Linked DNA regions of Homo sapiens: region 1 is linked to region 2. A link is an interaction called in ENCODE POLR2A ChIA-PET data of the cell type or tissue named here. Cell type or tissue: GM12878. All regions are shown on one strand. Links, peaks and the distances in the headings refer to the core of each region. The heading gives the core; the rest is flanking DNA.

The links. Peaks named below come from ENCODE experiments on the same cell type or tissue, not always from the same donor. Only the 100,000 strongest peaks of a DNase experiment are listed, where the experiment ranks them.
Region 1: POLR2A ChIA-PET joins it to region 2 with 10 read pairs; 3 of 35 experiments call an interaction of 5 or more read pairs at or near these places.

What each region holds. Positions count from the first base shown.
Region 1 is chr3:47,693,373-47,701,713 of GRCh38, forward strand. It overlaps SMARCC1 (SWI/SNF related BAF chromatin remodeling complex subunit C1), which reads right to left. Exons shown (of 28, transcript NM_003074.4): 11 at 7,906-8,030. Among named protein-coding and RNA genes, the nearest start is that of HIGD2AP2, 35 kb to the left of the region's middle. In GM12878, for the core only: no CTCF peak of the experiment used is centred there; no DNase peak of the experiment used is centred there.
Region 2 is chr3:47,461,895-47,470,235 of GRCh38, forward strand. The region is part of intron 1 of SCAP (SREBF chaperone); the gene reads right to left. LOC124906372 (small nucleolar RNA U13) reads left to right here and starts at 4,455; the gene lies at 4,455-4,554. It also overlaps the pseudogene SPMIP3P1. RefSeq lists a silencer at 5,042-5,143. In GM12878, for the core only: no CTCF peak of the experiment used is centred there; a DNase peak (open chromatin) is centred at 4,477; H3K4me3 peaks cover 433 bases; H3K27ac peaks cover 986 bases.

The DNA.
Region 1 (8,341 bases), core at 325-8,324, 230 kb after region 2:
GGACATGATTAAACGACATGCATCTCACTACAACTGCAACACCATTCAATACACTTTCAGGTAAAAATCATAAGCCCAGCTATGAAATATTTAACAGACTATATTCTCATTACCCAAGCACCATATAGTTTCATCATAAAAGCAAACAATACAAAATACTCAACAAAACATGAAAACAATCTTTCAATCCCTTCCACAAAAGTTTTTTTTATTAAAGTTTATGATGCATTTGTTTTGATTCTCACTTCTAATCCATTCATTCTTTTAAAAAAAATTAAGGAAGAACTAATACCTTTTTAGTTTGTTTTCAGACAGGGACTCAGTCTGTCGCCCAGACTTGAGTGCAGTGGTGCGATCATGGCTCACTGCAGCCTTGACCTCCCAGGCTCAAGCGATCCTTTGATCTCAGGCTCCCAAGTAATTGGGACTATGGGCGCATGCCACCACACCTAGTTAATTTTTGTATTTTTTATAGAAACATGGTTTTGCCATGTTGCCCAGGCTGGTCTCGAACTCCTGAGCTCATGCAATCCATTCGCATCAGCCTCCCAAAATGCCGGGATCACAGACATGAGCCACTGCGTCCGGCCAAACGAATATCTTTTATACATCCACATGGATGTCAAAATATATCCTGAGAGTTTTTTAACTCTATGTAAATGTTATCAATACTGTGCTTAGTTCTTAGCACGGACCTTCTTTCCATGTAAGAACTTTAAATTACATTACATTTCTTTCATTTTTACAAGTCCACTGTGTCCATAGGTGGACTGTAAGTTAACCAGCCCTACACTGATGGAAACCATGTTTATTTTGAATATTTCACTGTTCAAAAACATTCTTTTGTAATTATCTTTGTGGGTGCATGCAATTATTTAAGATAAACTCTAAAAATAAAACACTGCAACTAGAGGTACACATTTTAAAATTTTAAAAACACAGCCAAGGCCAGGTGAGGTGGCTCATGCCTGTAATCCCAGCACTTTGGGAGGTTGAGGCAGGTGTATCACTTGAGGTCAGGAGTCTTAGACCAGCTTGGCCAACATGGTGAAATTCTGTCTGTACTAAAATACAAAAACTAGCTGGGCATGGTGGTGCGCATGTGTAATCCCAGCTGCTCGGGAGGCTAAGGCAAGAGAATCACTTGAACCCGGGAGGTGGAAGTTGCAATGAGCTGAGATCGCACCACTGCATTCCAGCCTGGACAACAGAGCGAGACTCAGTCTCAAAAACAACAACAACAAAAAACCACAGCCAAATTGCATTGAATGTCTTCATTAATTTACACTTTCATCAACAGCATTTGATAGTACTCATTCCTCAAAACTTTCACACTTTTCCATCTACCTTTTAGGTTTTGAAAATCTTATAGATGAAAATAGTGATTTGAAGAACTTGCATATTCTTAAGTGAGGCTGACCATCTGTTCACACACTTCTTGGCCATGTATTTATTTCTAACAAATTACCAATCTGACATAATCAACGGTAAATACTATGTAATTTAGTCTAAGGGGTTCAGATTCTTTATACATTTTTAGGATTCTAGTCCTTTGTTAAATGGTAAATACTTTCTCCCCCTACAAAAAAAACCTGTTTAAAGTGCTAAATTTCTTACATTTTAACCTCAATTATGTAACAGTGATTCTAAACATATTTGATGAGCTAAACACATAGTAACGGGAAAAAATGTGTGCTCACAAAATTCGTATGTTGAAACCCAACTGTAGTGTCCTGGTATTTAGAAGTAAGGCCTTTGGAAAATAATTAAGTCAGGAGGATAGGCCCCTCAAGAACAGGATTAATGCCCTTATAACTGGGTGTAGTGGCTCATGCCTGTAAGTCCTAGCTACCAGGGATGCTGAGGCACAAGAAACGCTTGAGCCTAGGAGGTGAAGTCTGCAGTGAGTTATGATCGCATAGCTGTTATTCCAGTCTGGGTGACAATGCAAGTATGTACTTTACAATAATTAATTTAATGTTATGTGAAGTATATCTCAATTAAAACAATGCTATATTATGCATAAAATCATACACTGGAAAACTGAATGCCTGTTTTCTACTTCACCCTCAGCATCTGTCCCTGTAGTGGTTGAATAAAAGTTACTTTGTCATCCGGGCGCGGTGGCTCATGCTTGTAATCGCAGAACTTTGGAAGGACAAGGCAGGCAGATCACCTAAGGTCAGGAGTTCAAGACCAGCCTGGCCAACGTGGTGAAACCCTGTCTCTACTAAAAATACAAAAATTAGTAGGGCATGGTGGAAGGCACCTGTAATCCCAGCTACTAGGGAGGCTGAAGCAGAAGAATCACACGAACCCGGCGGAGGTTGCAGTGAGCAGAGATCATGCCAATGCACTCCAGCCTGGGCAACAGAGCAAGATTCTGTCTCAAAAAAAAAAAAAAAAAAAAAGTTGGACGCAGTGTGGCTCACGCCTGTAATCCCAGCACTTTAGGCAGCTGAGGTGGGCAGATCACCTGAGGTCAGGAGTTCAAGACCTGCCTGGCCAAGGTGAAACCCCGTCTCTACTAAAAATACAAAAAAAATCAGCCGGGCGTGGTGGTGCATGCCTGTAATCCCAGCTACTCGGGAGGCTGAGGCATGAGAATCACTTGAACTCAAGAGGCGGAGGTTGCAGTGAGCCGAGATTATGCCACGGCACTCCAGCCTGGGTGACTGAGCAAGACGCTGTCTCAAAAAAAAAAAGGGGGGGGGGGGGCCAGGCGAGGTGGCTCATGCCTGTAATCCTAGCACTTTGGGAGGCCAAGGCGGGTGGATCACCTGAGATCAGAAGTTCGGGACCAGCCTGGCCAATATGGCAAAACCCCATCTCTACTAAAAATACAAAAAAAATTAGCCAGGCGTGGTGGCGGGCGCCTATAATCTCAGCTACTCAGGAGGCTGAGGCAGGACAATCACTAGAATCCTGGGGGCTGAGGTTGCAGTGAGCTGAGATTGCACCACTGCACTCCAACCTCGGCAACAGAGCGAGACTCTGTCTCAGAAACAAAACAAAACAAAAAAACAAAACACAAACAAATTTATACAACACTAGACTCAAAAACGGCACAACATATGTCCTTTTCAAGTAGTATAAGCAAAGGTTCACCAAAGTAGACTATATGCTGTGAAATAAAACAAGTGTGAATAATTTTTTTTTTTTTTTGAAACAGAGCTTCACTCATCGCCCAGGCTGGAATGCAACGGTGCAATCTCGGCTCACTGCAACCTCTGCCTCCCGAGTTCAAGTGATTCTCCTGCCTCAGCCTCCTGAGTAGCTGGGATTACAGGCACCCACCACCACACCCGGCTAATTTTTTTTTGTATTTTTAGTAGAGACAGGGTTTCTCCATGTTGTCCAGGCTGGTCTTGAACTCTTGACCTCAGGTGATCCACCCGCCTTGACCTCCCAAAGTGGTGGGATTACAGGCATGAGCCACCGCGCCCAGCCAAGTGTGAATAAATTTCGAAAGACTAGATTTTCAGTGAATGATTTTGGGTTTTTTTGAATCGGGGTCTCACTCCTTAGCCCAGGCTGCAGTGCAGTGATGCAATCATGGCTCACTGAAGCCTCAATGTCCTTGGTTTCCAGCAATCCTCTCACTGAATAGCTAGGACTACAGGGAAAGGCCACCATGTCCAGCTCTGCCATAGATTTTAATTAGGAATTAACTACAAAATAAGCCAGACATGGTAGCTTGCAATTTGGGAGGCTGAGGAGGGTAGATTGCTTGAGCTCAGGAGTTTGAGACCAGCTTGGGCGGTATGGCAAGACCGTGTCTCTACAATGAATAAAAATTAAGCAAATGTGGTGGTGAGCACCTGTATCCCAGCTGAAACGAGAGGCTGAGGTGGGAGTATCACTTGAGTGAGCAGCAAGACGTGACTGCCAATGCACTCCAGCCTGGGCGAAAGAGCGAGAGATCCTGACTTTTTTTTTTTTTTTTTAGATGGAGTCTGGCTCTGTCGCCCAGGCTGGAGTGCCCTGGCGTGATCGTGGCTCACTGCAACCTCCGCCTCCCGGGTTCAAGCGATTCTCTTGCCTCAGCCTCCCGAGTAGCCTGGGACTACAGGTATGCGCCACCACGCCAGGCTAATTTTTGTATTTTTAGTAGAGCTCTGGTTTCAACTTGTTGGCCAGGCTAGTCTTGAACTCCTGGCCTCAAGTGATCCTCCCGCCTCAGCCTACCCAAATGCTGGGATTACAGGTGTGAGCCACTGCACCTGGCCTTGACCCTGACTCTTAAGGGAAAAAAAAAAAAAAATTCCAAACTCATTTTATGAGGCCAGCATAACCATGACAGCAAAACCTGATGAGAAAATGCTAAGAACAGAAAGTTAAAGATCAATATCTGGACGGGCACAGTGGCTCACGCCTGTAATCCCAGCACTTTGGGAGGCCAAGGCGGGCGGATCATGAGGTCAGGAGATCGAGACCATCCTGGCTAACATGGTGAAACCCCGTCTCTACTAAAAATACAAAAAAATTAGCCAGGCATGGTAGTGGGCACCTGTATTCCCAGCTACTCAGGAGGCTGAGGCAGGAGAACGGTGTGAACCTGGGAGGTAAAGCGTGCAGTGAGTCGAGATCGCGCCACTGCACTCCAGCCTGGGCGAGAGCGAGCCTCCGCCTCAAAAAAAAAAAAAAAAAAAAAAAAAAAAGATAAATATCCTCCACAAATACAGACTAAAATAATCCTTTTAAAGTATATTAAACAATCAAATATAGCCAACACATTAAAAAAAAAAATACAATGTCATCAAATGAGGTAAATTCCAGGAATGCAAAGTTGATTCAACCACTACAAAAATCTTACAATTAAATAATATTAACTGATTAAAAGGAGAAATATCATTACATCAGTGGATACTGAAGAACGGTATCAAAATTTGGCATTCATTCATAAAAACTCAGAAAAATCCAGGAAGAAAGCTTCCTGAAATTGATGAAACATCTATTGTGTGATATCACACACCATGGTAAAATATAAATGTGTTCTTTCGAAGACAGAGAAAAAAGCAAAAATGTCTGCTTTCTAAACCGCTATTGAAAATTACAGTGGAGGTATAATATAATTGGAGGTTTGTGTAATAGAAAATCCTAAGAAATCTACAAAAAAGTGCCAGAATACATGATTTTTTAAAAAGCAATAGAATACACGGCCAAAAATTAAGGAATATTAATTCTCTTTCCACATACTAGGAAAAAATAAGTGGAAAAATTTACACTGTCAGTAACAAAAAAAATGAGATATAAATTTAACAAAATGTGAAAGACCTCTAATAAAACATACAAACCACAGAAGAGGAAAAATTACATTAAATGCTGGTGCTAAAACTTACATGGAAAACCTAAGAGCTATAATAGCAAAAACAATATTGAAAAATGTGAACAAAAGTTGAAGGAGTTTACTCAATTTCAATACTTACTAAAAAAAAAAACTATAATAACTCAGGCCCTGTGGTATTAAGTACAATGAGATGGTTAGAATAGAATACTGAATCTAAATGTAGACATGTGTGATGATTTTCAACAAAGGCAGCAAAATAGTTCAATGTGAGAAGTAGTGTCTTTTCAGCAAATGGTATACAAACAACTAAATACCTATGTGGGGAATAAAATTAACTTCAACCCTTAATTCATAACATCCTCAAAAACAACTTTAAATTGGGTCACAGACCTAACTATAAAAGCAGAAGGCATAAGCTTTCTACAAGAAAACACAGAAAAACACATTTGCAACACTAATATAGGCAAAAAATTTCTTAGGACACAAGAAAAGTTAAGAGCACCTGTCCTCCAAAAAAAAAGTGTTAAGAAAATGAAAATCCAAGCAACTGTGAATAGGGGCTTGAACTGGTTATACTTAAATTCAGAAAAATCAAATGCTAAATTTATAAATTCACTAGAAAACAGAAAACCAATAAAAAGGACAAGTACTAATTCTCCTGCTTATTATTTTTTTATCCTTTAATCCCTCCATCTGGAGTTCAAGAACTGCTTGGGACATTTTCCTTGCATCTTTGTCACCTTCAGCGTTAGTGCTTTAGCCTTCGACCAGACAACACACCATCAGCTGAGTGCAAAATACATACAGACCAACGCTGATGAGTCTAGCTTCTCCTAGTATTCTTAACTGCCCTGTATGTATATACATATGTATATACATATATACATCCAGTGCCCATCTTATACATATGTATATTGCCCTATATGTCTATACATATGTATATTGCTCTATATGTCTATACATAGGTATATACATATGTATATTGCCCTACATGTATATATCTATGTATATACATATATACACCCAGTGCCCATCTTAATTATCAATTGCTCTGTGTTTAGTGCCAGATAAATCATACAGACTTATCAATTGCTCTGTTTAGTGCCATATAAACCATATAGTCTTCTCCTATTTTTAACCGTATACTTCCTGAGTTTTAGTAACTCATCTTACTTTTAGATCCAGATAGCTTCCTATATTTTACAAATTTCTCAATAATGAAAAATAATGTTCTGGTTTTCCTAGGCTTTTTTTTAATACTCTTTTCTGTCTGTCACTGTACAAGTTTAGGGCAGGAGAGATGGTTATATGCTTCATATACATCTTAATCTAAATCCTAGATTTTTTTCTTCTACTTTTTCATTATTTTTCATGCTCACAGAATAGTAAAATAAAAAAGAGATATAATTTACTACAATCCTTCATCTTAGGCTGTTTTGAAGAACTGTAATTCATCTCCTAATAACCAGAAAAGGTTCTAATTCCTCCTGTTATTTCATTTCAATAAAGTATATTAAAAAAAAAAACCTACCAATAACTTTAATGACTTAGTTTCTAGTCCCCAAATTTTAAATCTCCACTTTCTAGATTTCAGTGAAATTCTATAAACTTGGATGATTAGTATGAGACCTGTAATTCACCAACTGATATATATAGTCTCTTATTTACAAGCTGCTCCCACAAAGATGGGTGAAGAAGGCTAATAAATCATAAAATGCCTATCATAGGTCTTTACTTTTCGAAGTATGCTAGAGCTTATTTTTTGAAAATGTGATCACTGGCTCACTGAGGACACAAACATTTAATGGTCAATAAAAAATACCTTATCAATAAAGAACATTTTGGGTTGTTTTTTGTTTTTTGTTTTTGTTTTTGAGACTGAGTCTCACTCTGTCGCCCAGGCTGGAGTGCAGTGGTATGATCTCAGCTCACTGCAACCTCCGCCTCCTGCAACCTCCTTCAAGTGATTCTTCTGCCTCAGCCTCTGGAGTAGCGGGAATTACAGGCACGCACCACCATGCCTGGCTAATTTCTATATTTTTAGTAGAGATGGGGTTTCACCACATTGGCCAGGCTGGTCTTGAACTCCTAACCTCAAGTGATCTGTCTGCTTTGGTCTCCCCAAGTGCTGGGGTTACAGGTATAAGCCACCATGCCCAGCCCACTTTGAATTTAATTACATTGAATAGAAGTTAGGCCAGAATTTACATAACTGGTAACTAAGGTTCATCACACTTAGAAGAAATTCATTACCAGAGAACTTCAAATTTGCATCCACATAAAGCATTCCCTAGAGATTTCAATAAGTTAAACTATATATAGGTACGTATTCCACTTTTTCATATGAATGTGATTCTGTTGCAATTTAAAAACCATTAATTTTAAAACATTACTAAATTAAAGATGTTTTTGGTCGCTGTAAGTTTTCTCTATAAACAAAGAGTAAAACTACTCAAATGATTAAAGAAAATTAAAAAAAGATATCCATAAAAGGGACAATCTATTCATACTTGAAAGTCGAGAACTGTGGACCCACAGCAAGCAATGAATCATCCCATGGTATTGCTGAGAATGACTAAATTAAATCTAACACTCTCATGCAGAAGAATACAAACCATTTTTGGGAAGTACTACTTCTTCTATATTGGGTACAGGTGTTGGGTCTTCCATATCCTTGGTTAGATCTTCTTGCTCATCTTCCTCTTTCTGACTTCTGCGCTTCCCATAAAGGCTAGCTTGGCTAAAACATACAAGTATATGAAATATAAACAAGACTGATTATAGCTACTGATAGCAAACAGTTTCTGAGGTTGTACACCTTCATTATTTGTAGAACATATGCTCAAGATCACTTTAAAAGACAAACAGTAGGTCGGTCGCGGTGGTTCATGCCTGTAATCAGAGCACTTTGGGAGGCCGAGGCAGGTGGATCACTAAGGTCAGGAGTTTGAGACCAGCCTGACCAACATAGCGAATCCCCGTCTCTACTGAAAATACAAAAATAAGCCGGGCATGGTGGCAGGCGCCTGTAATCCCATCTGCTCAGCAGAC
Region 2 (8,341 bases), core at 39-8,038:
ATGGTGACAGGCACCTATAATCCCAGCTACTTGGGAGGCTGAGACAGGAGAATCACTTAAACCCAGGAGGCAAAGGTTGCAGTGAGCTGAGATCACACTGCTGTACTCCAGCCTGGGCGACAGAGTGAGACTCCATCTCAAAAAAAAGCAATCTAGCATTCAGATTTAAATGTTTACTATAATCAGTGACAAAGTATTCTACTTCGTTTTGTGGTAAAAAAAAATTATTAACATAAACATCATTTTAACCCCTTTTAAGTGTACAGTTCAGTGGTATTAAGTACATTCATATTGTTGTGCAGCCATCACCACCATCCATCTTTTTTATCTTCCTAAACTGAAACCTTTTGTCTTAGCTAGGAGATCAACTTTTTCTTTTAACAAGTTTACTATATAACTTGTCAAAGGTTTTTCTGTAAAACAGTCATCTGACAGCCTCTGCCCCATCAGCTATACAACCTCTGCCCCATCGGCTATCTGTGTAGTAAAGGCACACGCAGTGAAGCCTCCATTCTTTCAATCTAAGGACCTGCCTGCTTGAAGACAGACTGTAAAACACCTTCATGGATGAGTTATGACTTATGATCAAACACCATCAGAGGCAGCCACTGAAAGGGCTGACCATAAAGACACTATGCTGAAATGAGAAACGCCTACAACCATCCTGGCTAACACGGTGAAACCCCGTCTCTACTAAAAATACAAAAAATTAGCCGGGCGTGGTGGCACATGCCTGTAATCCCAGCTACTCAGGAGGCTGAGGCAGGAGAATCGCTTGAACCTGAGAGGCGGAGGTTGCAGTGAGCCAAGATCGCGCCATTGCACCCCAGACTGGGCAATAAGAGCGAAACTCCGTCTCAAAAAAAAAAAAAAAAAAAAAGAAAGAAAGAAAGGAAAACACCTACTTATTTCCTAGTTGTGAGTGACATCATGTCCCTACTGATGTCCTAGAAGGTTGTGCTTCTCAGCCTCCCTTCCTGCTTCCCCATAGGCTTTGTTCCTGGCCTGCTTTCCTCATCTACCCTTTCTCCCCAGGGCTTCTCAGCCTGACTCCTGGCTCCAATTCTCATCTGTTTGCTGATGTCTCTTACATACACACCTCTCAAGCCTCTCCCCTAAGCTCCTTATTTACACTATTTCCACTTGGTATCTCCACTCAAATGCCTAATAAGCACTTCAAATCTAACAAGACCAAAAACAGAATTCTTGATTTCCCCACAGTAGCTGTTCTTTCCCAGCCATCTCAGTTAATTATACCACTAGCTACCCTGTTTATTCCTCCGGCGGAAAGTTTAGGAAACATCCTACAACAAGCCCACATCTGAAACAGCTGGTTACAACAGTTTTACCTCCAAGTCAGATCCCCAACCTGACCAACAATCATCATCTCCCTGGCTACTCTCCCATCACTGACCATGGGGACAGCAGGAATGCCTCTATTCATTCCTGCCTCATTCCATCCTCGATAAATCTTTCTAAAGCACAAATCACTAATGTCACTACCCTGCTCAAAACACTCCAGTGGGCCGGGGTGCGGTGGCTCGTGCCTGTAATCCCAGCACTTTGGGAGGCAGAGGCAGGCGGATCACTTGAGGTCAGGAGTTTGAGACCAGCCTGGCCAACATAGTGAAACCTTGTGTCTACTAAAAATACAAAAATTAGCTGGGTGTGGTAGTGCCTGTAATCCCAGCTACATGGGAAACTGAGGCACGAGAATAACTTGAACCCAGGAGTCAGAGGTTGCAGTGAGCTGAGAATGCATGACTGCACTCGAGCCTGGCAGCCTAAGTGACAAAGTGAGACTGTCCCTAAAAAAAAAACTAAAATTAAAAATTAAAAGAAAACAGGGGCTTAGCCTTGTTCACTGCTGAATCCCCAGAACTTTAACAGTGTCTGACACCTAGGAAGAATTCAATAAGCATCTGTTGACTTCTAAGTTTTTTGGTTTTTTGTTTTATTTTTGAGATAGGGTCTTGCTCTGTCACCCAGGCTGGATACAGTTGTACAATCGTGGCTCACTGCGGTCTCAACCTCCCAAGTGATCCTCCCATCTCAGCCTCTCACACTGCTGGGACTACAGGCATGAGCCACCACATCTGGCTAATTTATTTTATTTTATTTTTTAATATTTATTTATTTGAGACAGAGTCTCGCTCTGTCACCCAGGCTGGAGTACAGTGGCATGATCTCAGCTCACTGCAACCTCCGCCTCCCAGGTTCAAGCAATTCTCCTGCCTTAGCCTCCTGAGTAGCTGGGATTACAGGCGCTTCCCACTAAGCCTGGCTAATTTTTCTATTTTTAGTAGAGACGGGGTTTCACCATGTTAGTCAGGCTGGTCTTGAACTCCTGATCTCAGGTGATCCGCCTGCCTCGGCCTCTCAAAGTGCTGGGATTACAGGCGTGAGCCACTGCACCAGGCTTTTTTTATTTTTTGTAGAGATGAGGGTCTCACTATGTTGCCCAGGCTGGGACTGATTTGTGTTTTTTTTTTTAAAGTAGATATTAAACATACATCTCAGATGACAAGTGGAATTTATTCCCAAAGTGCAAGGATGGTTTAACAAAAATCAATTAAGGTAATATGCCACATTACTAGAATGAAGGAGAAAAACAATGATCATCCCAACTGATGCAGAAAAAGCATTTAACAAAATTCAAGATAACTTTTTGATTAAAAAATACTCAATGAAATAGGAATAGAAGGCAATATCCTCAACATAATAAAGGGGTATATATGAAAATCTCACAGCTTACATCACACTTGATGGTGAAAGACTAAAAGCTTTTCCCCTAAAATCAGGAACAAGACAAGGATGCCACTTCTATTTAATCCAGTACTGAAAAGTTTTAGCCAGAGAAATTAAGCAAGAACCTTCTCACTGCCTCATTTACCCTTTCTCTCCAGGCATCTCAACTGGACAGGAAGTAGTAAAATTATTTCCGTTCCTAGATGACATGATCTTACATGTAGAAAACCCTAAAGATTACACACACACACAGCTAATAAATGAATTCAACAAAGTTGTAGGATGCAAAATGAACATGCAAAAATCAGTTGCATTTCTATTGTTCACTGACAGTGAACAATCTAAAAACAAAATTAGGAAAACATTCCATTTATAATAGCATCAAAAAGAATAAAATACTTAGGAATAAATTTAAGCAAGGGAGACAAAAGACATAAACTGAAACATTGCTGAAACAAATTAAAGACGTAAAATAAAGGGAAAGAAATCCCACTTTCCCACTTTCATGGATTGGAAGATGATATTCTTTTTTTTTTTTCTTTTTTTTAGACAGAGTCTTGCTCTGTCACCCAGGCTGGAGTGCAGTGGCACAATCTCGGTTCACTGCAATCTCCGCCTCCCAGGTTCAAGCGATTCTCCTGTATCAGCCTCCTGAGTAACTGGGATTACAGGTGTATGCCACCACACCTGGATAATTTTTGTATTGTTAGTAGAGACAGGGTTTCACCATGTTGGCCAGGCTGGGAAGACAATATTCTTTAAATGACAACGTTATCCAAAGCTATCTACAAACGCAATCCATATCAAAATGCAATGCAATCCCTATCAAAATTCTAACAGCTGGCCAGGCACGGTGGCCCATGCCTGTAAACCCAGCACTTTGGGAGGTCAAGTGGGGAGGACTGCTTGAGCCCTGGAGTCCTCAAGACCAGCCTGGGCAACACAGTGAGACTCCATCTCTACAAAAAATTTTTTAATTAGCCAGGCACAGTAGTACATTCCTGTAGTCCCACCTACTTAGCAGGCTGAGGTGGGAGGATCACTTGAGCCTGGGAGCTCAAGGCTGTAGTGAGCAGTGACTGCGCCAATGCATTCCAGCCTAGGTGACAGAGCAAGACTCCGTCTCAAAAAAAAAAAAAGAATATTGTCTTCCAATCCATGAACGTGGGATTTCTTTCCATTTACTTGTTTAAAAAAACAAAAAAAAAAAAGCTGGGTGCAGTGGCCCACGCCTGTAATCCCACCACTTTGGGAGGCCAAGGCAGGTGGGTCATGAGGTCAAGAGATCGAGACCATCTTGGCCAACATGGTGAAACCCCGTCTCTACTAAAAATACAAAAATTAGCTGGGCGTGGTGGCAGGTGCCTGTAATATCAACTACTCAGGAGGCTGAGGCAGGAGAATCGCTTGAACCCAGGAGGTGGAGTTTGCAGTGAGCCAAGATTGCGTCACTGCACTCCAGCCTGACAACAGAGTGAGACTGTCTTAAAAACCAAAAAAAAAAAAAAAAAAAAAGAAAGAAATTCTCCCCATTACTTTGTCCAAAGAAAAAAGTGGGAACCCTGAATAGCCAAAACAAACTTGAAAAACAAGAACTAAGTTGAGGACTCACACTTCCTGATTTCAAAACTTACTATAAAGCTACAGTAAGCAGAACAATGTGGTACTGGCATAAGGTCAGACATATAAAACAATAGAGAGCCCAGATCTTCTGTAGTTCATCAGTATGATACCTGGGTGTTTCACACACATGTGAGATGAGTCATTCTTGAACCTTGTTATGATGTCAGCACTACCCATCTAACCTGAAAAAAAGAAAAGAAGAAGAAAAAAGAACCCAAAAATAAACTCTCACAAATATAATCAACTGATTTTTGACAAAGATGCCATGACCAGTCACTGGGGAAAGGACAGTCTCTTCAACAAATGCTACTGGGAAAACTGGATAGTTACACGCAAAAGTGAAGTTGGACTCTTATACACAAAAATTAACTCAAAATAGATCAAATAAATGAAAAAAGAAGAGCTAAAACTGTAAAGCCCTTAGAAGAAAATATAAGAAAAAGATCTTCATGATGCTGAGTTTAGCAAGGATTGAAAAGTATAGGCAACAAAAGAAAAAAATTGATAAACTGGAATTCATAAAAATTAAAAACTTTTGGCCGGGCGTGGTGGCTCACGCCTTAATCCTAGCACTTTGGGAAGCCAAGGCAAGCGGACTGCTTGAGCTCAGAAGTTTGAGACCAGCCTGGACAACATGGCAAGACCCCATATCTTAAAAAAAAATAAATACAAAAAAAATTAGCCAGGCATGGTGGTGTGCACCTGTAGTTTCAGCTACTTGAGAGGCTGAGGTGGGAGGACTGCTTGAGTCCAGGAAGTGGAGGCTGCAATGAGCCAACACTGTAGCACTGCACTCCACCCTGGGTGACTGAGGGAGACTCTGTCTTAAAAAAGAAAAAAAAAAAAAAGTTAAAAATTGTGCAAATCACACAATAAAGAGAGTGAAATGCTAACCAACAGAATGGGAGAAACTATTCACAAATCATATATCTAACAAGGGTTTAATATCCAGAATTTGTAAAGAATTCCTACAACTCAACAATAACAACAAAATAACAATTAATAACTCAAAGTGAGAAAAGGACTTGAATGAACATTTCTCTAAAGAAGATATACAGGCTCGGTGGGGTGGCTCATGCCTGTAATCCCACCACTTTGGAAGGCTGAGGTGGATGGGTCACTTGAGCTCAGGAGTTCAAGGCCAGCCTAGGCAACATGGTGAAACCCCATCTCCACAAAAAATATGAATATAAGCCAGGCATGGGGGCACATGCCTGCAGTCCCAGCTACTTGGAAGACTGAGGTGGGAGGATCACTTGGGACCAGAGGCTTGAGGCTGCAGTCAACTGTGATTGCGCCACTGCAGTCTGGGCAACAGAGCAAGAAGACCCCGTCTCAAGAAAAAGAAAAAGAAAAAAAAACCCAAACAACAACAAAAAAGAAGATATACAAATGGCCAATCAACATATGAAAAATTGCTCAACATCAATATTCCTTAGAAAATACAAATTGAAATCACAATGAGATACCAATTCCCACCCACTGGCCCTTGGGTACATGTGCACAACATACAGGTTTGTTACATATGCATACATGTGCCATGTTGGTGTGCTGCACCCGTTAACTCGTCATTTACATTAGGTTTATCTCCTAATGCTATCCCTCCCCCCTCCCCCCATCCCCCGGCAGGCCCTGGTGAGTGATGTTCCCATGTCCAGGTGTTCTCATTGTTCAATTCCCACCTATGAGTGAGAACATGCGGTGTTTGGTTTTCTGTCCTTGCGATAGTTTGCTCAGAATGATGGTTTCCAGCTTCATCCATGTACCTATAAAGGACATGAACTCACCTTTTTTTATGGCTGCATAGTATTCCATGGTGTATATGTGCCACATTTTCTTAATCCAGTCTATCATTGATGGACATTTGGGTTGGTTCCAAGTCTTTGCTATTGTGAATAGTGCCGTAATAAACATACGTGTGCATGTGCCTTTATAGCAGCATGATTTATAATCCTTTGGGTATATGCCCAGTAATGGGATGGCTGGGTCAAATGGTATTTCTAGTTCTAGATCCTTGAGGAATCGCCACACTGTCTTCCACAATGGTTGAACTAGTTTACAGTCCCACCAACAGTGTAAAAGGGTTCCTATTTCTCCACATCCTCTCCAGCACCTGTTGTTTCCTGACTTTTTAATGATCCCCATTCTAACTGGTGTGAGGGTATCTCATTGTGGTTTTGATTTGCATTTCTCTGATGGCCAGTGACGACAAGCATTTTTTCATGTGTCTGTTGGCTGCATAAATGTCTTCTTTTGAGAAGTGTCTGTTCATATGCTTCACCCACTTTTTGATAGGGTTGTTTGATTTTTTTCTTGTAAATCTGTTTAAGTTCTTTGTAGATTCTGGATATTAGCCCTTTGTCAGATGGGTAGATTGTAAAAATTTTCTCCCACTCTGTAGGTTGCCTGTTCAGTCTGATGGTAGTTTCTTTTGCTGTGTAGAAGCTCTTTAGTTTAATTAGATCCCATTTGTCAATTTTGGCTTTTGTTGCCATTGCTTTTGGTGTTTTAGTCATGAAGTCCTTGCCCATGCCTATGGCCTGAATGGTATTGCCTAGGTTTTCTTCTAGGGTTTTTATGGTTTTAGGTCTAACATTTAAGTCTTTAATCCATCTTGAATTGATTTTTGTATAAGGTGTAAGGAAGGGATCCAGTTTCAGCTTTCTACATATGGCTCCTGGATCGATAGTTTCTATGTAGAATAATGAAAACATTCTGGAAATGGATAGTGATGATGGTTGCATAACAATGTGAATACATTTAATGTCACTAAATAGTACACTTAAAAATGGTTAAAATGGGCCAGGCACGTTGGCTCACACCTGCAATCCCAGCACTTGGGGATGCCAAGGTGGGCAGATCACTTGAGGTCAGGAGTTCAAGACCAGCCTGGCCAACATGGTGAAACCCTATCTCTACAAAAAATACAAAAATTAGCCGGGTGTGGTGGCACATGCCTGTAGTCCCAGCTACTTGGTAAGCTGAGACAGAAGAATCGCTTGAACCGGGAGGCAAAGGTTGCGGTGAGCAGAGACCACGCCGTTGCATTCCAGCTTGAGTGACAAGGAGACTCCGTCTCAAAAAAAAAATCACCAAATAATTTTTGTTTGTTTGTTTTGAGAGTCTTGTTCGGTCACCCAGGCTGGAGTGCTGTGACACGATCCTGGCTCACTGCAACCTTTACCTCTGGGTCCAAACAATTCTTCCTCAGCTTCCCAAGTAGCTAGAATTACAGGTGCGTGCCACCATGACCCTGCTAATTTTTGTATTTTTAGTACAGGCAAGGTTTCACCATGTTGGCCAAGCTGGTCTTGAACTTCTGACCTCAAGTGATCCACCCACCTTGGCCTCCCAAAGTGCTGGGATTACAGGCATGAGCCACTGCACCCAGCCACCAAATAATTTTAAAAGTATAATGAGAAGAGGCTTGCCTGCCACCATGTAAGACATGCCTTTGCTCCTCTTTCACCTTCTGCCATGATTGTGAGGCCTCCCCAGCCATGTGGAACTTATATTCATTGCTCAACAAGGAAGAGACTTGCAAGGCTATTACCCTGGGCAGTTGGCAAGACTCCATTTTGATCATAGTGCAAAGAGAGCTCTCAGATTGGAACAAGAAATTAGCCACAGATTCACTGAATCCTTGACCTCTTAGTTCACTGCCACAGCTCTACTATTGTGAAGAGAGAAGCGGTTTTGAAAGAAATGCTTTTAAATTAAAATAACCAAGGCATTCGAACAAAATATCGTTTGGCATTCTTAGGTAACTCTTTTAGACTAATGTAATGGTAGCAAAACTACTTTTAAGTGTGTATACAGATGGCTCTAATCCTAAAATATTTACATGCTGCAAATTATTTTCAGATTAAGTTGGTCAGCTTACAACAGGGGATCAAGAGCTAGCCTTAAGAGAACTTGTTTTTTACCCCATTACCAGTCTTATTGCTGATGCTGGCAAACCATCATACAT